3 separate regions of the Homo sapiens genome follow, and regions 2 and 3 are each linked to region 1. A link is a loop called in an ENCODE intact Hi-C map of the cell type or tissue named here. Cell type or tissue: Caco-2. All regions are shown on one strand. Region 1 has its middle 110 kb from the start of MIR297. Region 2 overlaps PITX2 (paired like homeodomain 2). Region 3 has its middle 14 kb from the start of PITX2.

What was found. Hi-C counts contacts between places; a loop is a spot of excess contacts. Peaks named below come from ENCODE experiments on the same cell type or tissue, not always from the same donor. Only the 100,000 strongest peaks of a DNase experiment are listed, where the experiment ranks them.
Region 2: a loop joins it to region 1, with 6 times the contacts of the local background. A loop is called at or near these places in 18 of 110 quality-filtered maps.
Region 3: it touches region 1 in a loop (3-fold over the local background); 18 of 110 quality-filtered maps call a loop at or near these places.

What each region holds. Positions count from the first base shown.
Region 1 is chr4:110,969,405-110,971,904 of GRCh38, reverse strand. No RefSeq gene overlaps it. Among named protein-coding and RNA genes, the nearest start is that of MIR297, 110 kb to the right of the region's middle. In Caco-2, a CTCF peak has its summit at 1,051 (motif pointing right); a DNase peak (open chromatin) is centred at 1,064.
Region 2 is chr4:110,619,872-110,622,371 of GRCh38, reverse strand. It overlaps PITX2 (paired like homeodomain 2), which reads left to right. Exons shown (of 3, transcript NM_000325.6): 1 at 1-116; 2 at 1,003-1,208. Among named protein-coding and RNA genes, the nearest start is that of PITX2, 2.0 kb to the left of the region's middle. RefSeq lists enhancers at 687-1,339, 1,994-2,500. In Caco-2, no CTCF peak of the experiment used is centred here; DNase peaks (open chromatin) are centred at 31 and 1,311; H3K4me3 peaks cover 1,639 bases.
Region 3 is chr4:110,636,105-110,638,604 of GRCh38, reverse strand. It overlaps a transcript of PITX2 not described here. Among named protein-coding and RNA genes, the nearest start is that of PITX2, 14 kb to the right of the region's middle. RefSeq lists an enhancer at 244-744. In Caco-2, no CTCF peak of the experiment used is centred here; DNase peaks (open chromatin) are centred at 934, 1,524 and 1,984; H3K4me3 peaks cover 1,870 bases.

The DNA of each region.
Region 1 (2,500 bases):
GCAAAGCAATAGATAGACTGCAGTGGGTAGAGATGAAGACGTGGAAATAGCAAAGGCAGACTATACTTTCAAGACTCTTGGCTGAAAAAGGTAGAATCTGGAGTGGCCCAGCAGCCTTCCTGGTGCGGGAGCAAAGAATCTAGATCTCTTCACTAAAAATCCAGGAGTGCTGATCTACATCTATAATGAGAGAGTAAGGCAGAGGAGAGGAAGCAAAGGTAACTATAACAATATCATTAAAGTGCTGTTCTTATGGTCTAAGGCAAGTAAGGAAAATAGTAAACCCAGAGAAGCATAGGTAGACATGGAGAAAAGTGAAGAGTTAGAGGAAGACAGTAGTGATTTCATGGAGTAAGAAAACAAGCTAAATAGAAGAAAGAGTCTGCGAGAGATAAAAGATCATGTAGTTATTCTAAAAAAGCAGAGAACATGTAATGAATATTTGACAATAGGAGGGTGTTCAGGAATCACAAAATCAAACGTGAGACCACAGAGCTGGGTTGCTTTTGTGAAGCTGGATTGGAGGAGTTGGAGTCCACGAGATGGAGGAGCTGAGAAGCTGGGTCTCTCATGGGCTTTCACATAGACACTGTTATCCCTCCAGATCATGGCAGGGGTTGAAGTACAGAGAAAGGCTGAGTTACTTGCCAAAGTTTTTGTGGGGTGGGGAATGAAATGTGTGGAAGACCTAAACAAAATAAAATAAAGGGTTTATTAATAAACACGCGCTTACATGGGGTAGAAGTGAAATTGCCTGCAAGGAAGCAGCAGGAAGAGGCTAGAAGAATGCTGACTTCTTGCAGAACCATATTAGATGGCTCGTGGAAGAACAAGCATCCTCTATTCTTTACCATTATGAAGTGATATTCTGGAGGTTGGGATAGACAGGAGGTTCTGTGAAGTGACTGAGAAATATACTAAGTTACTAAGGTACTCAGCTTTAAAACCATGCTCTCTACTCTGTTTTGTGATTCTAGGGTGTGATTCTGAAAACTCTTAAGACTTATTTCTGCTTTGCCAGCTGCTCCCTGTTATGCTCTGACGTTAGGGGGCACCAGAGGGAGGCTGAAAGACAGGAGAAGGCACTGGGTCCTTCCTGTTTCTCTAGGATGACCTCAGAAATGTTGCTTCAACCTGGTAGTGGCTGTTTATTCCAGTAGTAGCAAGCGACTCCCATTTGTGGTTCTCATATTCCCATTCCAGCCTCATGATTCCCCCTCAGAAACATCACTCCAGTCGTCCAGGGTCCCCTTCCTGGGGGTCTGATTCCACCTCTGCTGGGCTGCTCCTCTCAGCCTCTAAATTTTAATAACCTCAACTTCTTAATACTGCATAATCCATTTGATTACAAGTTTACAAAATTTAATGTTTAGTAATTTTTAATAAACATGAAAATCTAATGGTTGACTAAAAAATTTTTGAAAATTTAAATATTTCAAGCAAACAAAAAATGCATAGAATATGATGAGCTTCACGAACTCTTAACATGTTGCTGTGTTTTCATTTTTAAAAGAGGAAATATTACAAGTAGAGTCGAATCCCCTTTGAACCCACCCCAGGCCACATTTCTCTTTTCTTCCCTCTACAGACTTGACCAATATCCTGAAATTGGCATGTATATTTCACATGTATATGTTTTACTAAGTATATATTTATCTAAAAACAGTATACAGTATGTTTTAAATTTTGTAAATGATATCATTCTCTGTATGATTATGCATCTTACATTTTCACTTATCATTGGGTTTTCTAGATGTATACCTGTTGATACATATGCCTCTACTTCATTTAGTATCTTTCTTTATTGCCTTGTATAGAACAGCCAGGATAGAGTATTTCTTTTATCCACTAATCATCATCTCCATTTTCTAACCTTTCCTGGAATGTGACTTAGAATATGTGCCTTCTACAATTTACTAGAATGCTAAAATATTCCCTAAGGTTATTGCACCAAATTATATTCACACAAGCAGTGCATGAAAGTTCCCACTGCTCCACATACTCAGCAACACTTGATATTTTCCAGACTTTCAATTTCTGCCAACCCAATAGATGTAAAATAATATCTTATCATTGCTTAATATAAATTTCATGGTTCTAAGCATCTCTTGATCTGTTTACTTGCTATATTAGTTTGCCTCTTCTGTGAAGTCCCTGTTCATATCCTTTACCTATTTTATTGGTTCATATATCCTTTTCTTCTCAATCTGTAGAAATCCTTCATTTGTTGTACATTAATTCTTTATCACTTATATGCATCCCAAATATCTGGGATAGTTTTACTTTATATTTTCCTATTTTTATATAACTTTTTTATATACAGAGATTTTTATTATTTTGAAATAATTAAATATCTCAGTGTTTTTCTTCATGATGTGTGGGTTTTTTTGGTTTTAAGAAATGCTCTTCTAAGAGCCAGATGCAGGGCCAGGGAGGCCGAGGCATGAGGATCACTTGAGGCCAGGAGTTTGAGGCCAGGAGTTTGAGACCAGGCTGTGCA
Region 2 (2,500 bases), 350 kb after region 1:
CCAGCCGTTAGCCATGGCTTCGGTTCTGGCTCCCGGTCAGCCCCGGTCGCTGGACTCCTCCAAGCACAGGCTGGAGGTGCACACCATCTCCGACACCTCCAGCCCGGAGGCCGCAGGTAAGGCGCCGCGCCGCCCTGCAGACATTCCCGCTCAGCTGCTCTGCGCCACCCGCTCCCTCTCGCCCCAAGGAAGTCAGCCCCTCCGGGGGGAGGCGTGGTGGGAGTGGTCGTTCGCCTGGCTCCCCGCAGAACTTCCGGGAGCCGGAATTTTGACTACCCCGCATCCCTTTAGTTCTCCCTCGACCGGCCCGGCTCCTGGGGCGCTAAGGGCGCGAGCAATTCTGCCGCCCTCTCTATTCGTACCCTGGCCTCCCTTCTGTTTCCTGGGTCACAAAAATCCCAGCATCTTGATTCGAGGACCTTCAGAGGCCGCCGACCTCTGTCCCTGTTTTCCTCTCGGCTTTCAGCTCCCGAGGAGCTCCACTCGTTAGGAAATTGCCTGAAACCACTCAGAAATGCCCTTCGCGAAGAGGCATTTTTTTTTTTTTTTTGGGAAAGGGCCGGCGAACTTCGGTGCCCAACCGAATCCCCACATCTTTTCCTAGCCTTCCCAAACCGCATGGAAATCTGAGCTTTCTGCGAGGGGGAGGGGGGTCTGTAAACCACGCGCGTGTGCGCGTCCCAGGAGATTTGGTGTGTCTGCGCAGAGGTGTATAAATATACTTGAAAGCACAGGCTATAAAAGTGAATGTGCCGCTGCAGTGAGATAAACATGTAAATAAAACGTGCGGCGCTGGGGGAGGGGAGGAAATGGGGCGCGGACACCCACACTTGCGCCTGCACACCCCACAGGCGCAGCGCTCCTCGCGGCCCGGAGCCGCCGCGCGCACCCTCCTCCGGCGCCAGGCAGCCCAGCTCTTCCACGGCTTCTGCCGCCGGTCCAGTTGGCGTCCGCGTTGCAGGTGGGCATGCTGACGGGAAAGTGTGTGTGTTTCGTTTTCAGAGAAAGATAAAAGCCAGCAGGGGAAGAATGAGGACGTGGGCGCCGAGGACCCGTCTAAGAAGAAGCGGCAAAGGCGGCAGCGGACTCACTTTACCAGCCAGCAGCTCCAGGAGCTGGAGGCCACTTTCCAGAGGAACCGCTACCCGGACATGTCCACACGCGAAGAAATCGCTGTGTGGACCAACCTTACGGAAGCCCGAGTCCGGGTAGGAGCCAGCACGGAGTCTGGGAGGGATGGGGGGAGGATGTTGTGGAGGTACAGGCCAAGTAGACCAGGAGAGAATGTGGAAGGCAGCGCCGCCTGGGAGGGCGCCGGTGGGGCGCAGCTTTGCAAAGGCAGAAGGCCTCGCGGCGGCCTGGTTGCGAGATTACAGTTCCCTCTCCGAGGCCGACAGGACTGCCGCCCTGGCTCAGGCTCCCAGAGCGGCACCGGCTCACTGCCCCGCCATCCCGCGATCTCACGAGCTGGGCTGCATGGGCAATCCCCTGCACAGGACATTGTGTTCCTGGCTTGCAGTTGCCAGAGCAGAGCTAATAAAATCCCTACCAGGCCAAGAGCCGCGAACAGGCTCCAACCTGTGAGCCTTTAACAAGGAAAACCCGCCAGAGACACGGAAGAGTTGGCCCTCCCTGGGAAACCTTTGTCCCGGCCCTGGCCCAGCTTTTTCCCTCCTGGGCTCGCGCTTCTTACACCTTCTTTACGGTTGTTTCGGCCATTCAGGTCTCTCCCACACACCCTATTTCCTAGTTTTGTGATCTCCGGGAGCAAAGTTTTAATACACAACTACTAGTCCTCTTAGAAGGAGAAAGAAAAAAAGAAGAAAGACTTTTCTGCTTGGTTTATTTATCTTCTCTCAGGAGTTGAACTCTGGAAATTGAAACTCACACCCCCTCTTCTAAATTATAATCATAGTTTTGTAAAAAGGGCTTACCTTAACTTTGTAGCAAATCTGTACTTTATGGATTGGCAAAAATGAGCTCAAATAAATAACCCAATAGCAACGTCCTGGTTTATGCTGGTCGGTGGAAGATTCCAAATTTGTTAGGATTCTGGAAGCAGAAAACAGAATCAAGCAAATCAAGCGGCATCCAGAGGCTTTGCTGTTAAAAAAAAAAAATTAAGTGCTCTGGGTAGAAAAAATAAAGCCCCCGGTTAGAGCAGAGCAAACAAAAAGAAGAAAACAACGATAAAAAGAATAAAGACCAAAATGCTCTCCCAAATCAGAGGGAATGAAGACACTCTCTGGGTGGCATTTGTGCAAGGCATGAGGCTATGCTGGTGGATAAAAGGCCGGGAAGAAGTTGAAAATGGTTTTAGTTTAACTGTCCAGAGCCAGAGCTGGGTCCTGGGCGGCGTGGTTTTGAGCAAGGTCAGTCTTTCATTAGCTCTCTTGCACATCAAGGGAACGGGCCTCTCACGTACTCTTCTCGCCTGAGCAAAGTTTAGATGGCCTAGGGTAGAAATGGCAAGTAATTAAAGACAGAGTCTATGGGTTTT
Region 3 (2,500 bases), 330 kb after region 1:
CTAAAATTGCGAGTATTGGTATATTGATTTAGGAAGAGCAATACAACTTTTAGAGGGAACTTTATTCTCAATTAGGGACCAAAGAGATGTCTTTTTAATAGCGGGCCTGAGTTTTGCTCTCAAGCAGGAATTAATATTGGTGGGAAAATCCGAATCCAGGAGCAATGGCTGTGTTCCGGCACTTTCCAAAAACATACATTAACAGGATGCCCTTGAGATTGAAAAAACATTGTCCCATATGCCTGGCAGAAGCCTTCACACCTGGTCCTCCAGGCGAATTATATTTATAGTCCTTCCACTCAGAGGCAGGACAGAGCCAAAATATTCTGCTCACTACCAAAATACACATCTTTGCTCAAGTCAAGAAATCAGAAAATCAGGGTTCAGAAGTAAGGCACACTTTTCGAGTGAGAATATGCCCTGTAATTTCACATACTCTTTGCTTTGCAGGAGCAAATGTGGACTTGAGGGAAACTCTCTCCCCCACCCCCACTTCTATCCCGTGCAATTTAATACCATCCTCGCCAGGAACCTTAACCTCGTCATTTTAAAAAATGAGATATCCGTGACCCAGGGTGAACTTGTTGAATGTAGGTACAGCAGAGGAAATTCTAGACTCTATGAGCGTCTGAGCCTTGTCCAGTGCAAACCCTTCGTGAACACTGGGTCAGTGCGTGGCCGTGCCCACCTGTGCGCCGACACTCTCAGCATGCCTGGTCCACCCGCCTTGACCTCGGGCGCGGTGTCCCAGCTAAGCTGGGCCCAGCGTCCCGGCCTTCCCCAGCTGACAAGCCTAGCTCGTTCGCTCCCGGCTGTGGCCCTCCCACCCTCTCCCACTAGCTCACTCCATTCTTCTAGATTTCTCTTCACTCATCCTCTCCCATCCCCACCGCGCCCACCTCCACTCCCGCCCTCTACCGGTCTCTCACTTTCCTCCCTCCGCAGTCCCTCTTTGCTGTGACCTCTTTCCTCAACTCTGCAGGCCTGAAAGAAGGTCACACACGCACGCTCACACCCACACTCCACACGCCTCGTCCCAAACAACCCCATGAACATTGTCCTTTGTTCCGTCTCTTGGGCCACTTTCCCTGTCGCTTCCTCCCAGCCCGTCCTGATTTGCTCCCCAAAAGTACGTTTCTGTCTCCCCGCTGCCCTGGCGCTCCCCCTTTGATTTATTAGGGCTGCCGGGTTGGCGCAGATTGCTTTTTCTTCTCTTCCATCCCATCCTCCCTTCTGGTCCTCCTTTCCACAGTGGGAGTCCGTGCTCCTGCTCCTCGGTTGGCTCCTAAGTGCCCCGCCAGGTCCCCTCTCCTTTCGCTCTCCCGGCTCCGGCTCCCGACTCTTCGGCCCGCTGGCATCTGCTTCCCTCCCCTGCCTCGTTTCTCGTCGCCCCTGCTCGCTCCCCCCGGCGCTCGCCCGGGCGCTGTGCTCGCTCCTGGATCGCCAGCCGCGCAGCCGGGCTCGGCCGGCCGCCCGCGCGCCACTGTGCAGTGGAGTTTGGTGGAATCTCTGCTGACGTCACGTCACTCCCCACACGGAGTAGGAGCAGAGGGAAGAGAGAGGGATGAGAGGGAGGGAGAGGAGAGAGAGTGCGAGACCGAGCGAGAAAGCTGGAGAGGAGCAGAAAGAAACTGCCAGTGGCGGCTAGATTTCGGAGGCCCCAGTGCACCCGTGGACTCCTTCGGAACTTGGCACCCTCAGGAGCCCTGCAGTCCTCTCAGGCCCGGCTTTCGGGCGCTTGCCGTGCAGCCGGAGGCTCGGCTCGCTGGAAATCGCCCCGGGAAGCAGTGGGACGCGGAGACAGCAGCTCTCTCCCGGTAGCCGGTAAGTGGAGGCCATCTATCCCGCAGGGATGTGAGATAATGCGAGTCTGGAAATTTGTTCCACTTCGGAGAATCTTCACCGTAGGTGATTTGTGGCTTTTGGGGCTAAGTTTCGCCCAAGGTAACGCAGTCGGCAAACAGACCTTGCAAAGCCCTGTTCCTTTCGTCCCCCGCCACAGACACTAACAATCTACAGGGTGCTGAAGTCGAGAGGGAAGCCAGACCGTGGCTGGCATTTAAAACGAGGTATCTTCCCTTAAATCTCGGTGCCAACACTGCAGGAACAAATCCTCGGGCCAAGGATTAGCATTCTCAAGATAAAGGGCTGGGTACAAAGTTTCAGCTACTGGAAGATTAGCCCCCTTCCCATTGTTATCCATTGGGAAAAAAAAGAAAAGAAAAAGATTCCATCTTAACTGGCAGTTAGTGACCTCTCAGGCCCAAGCGAATTACCTGGGAGCCAGGCCTGGATGCCAAGCTCTCACCATTTCTTTGGATTGTAACTCCTTTAAATTGATCACCAGTCAACTCCAATCTGGCACTTCAGGAGATACACTTTAAATGGATGCAGAGAATTATTTTCCAGCTGGAGATTAAGAAAAAAATTTTCGATTCTAAACCTCCGAAATATGTTCCTCTTTTCCAGTTTAACCACTTTACTTTCTTAAGCAATTTAG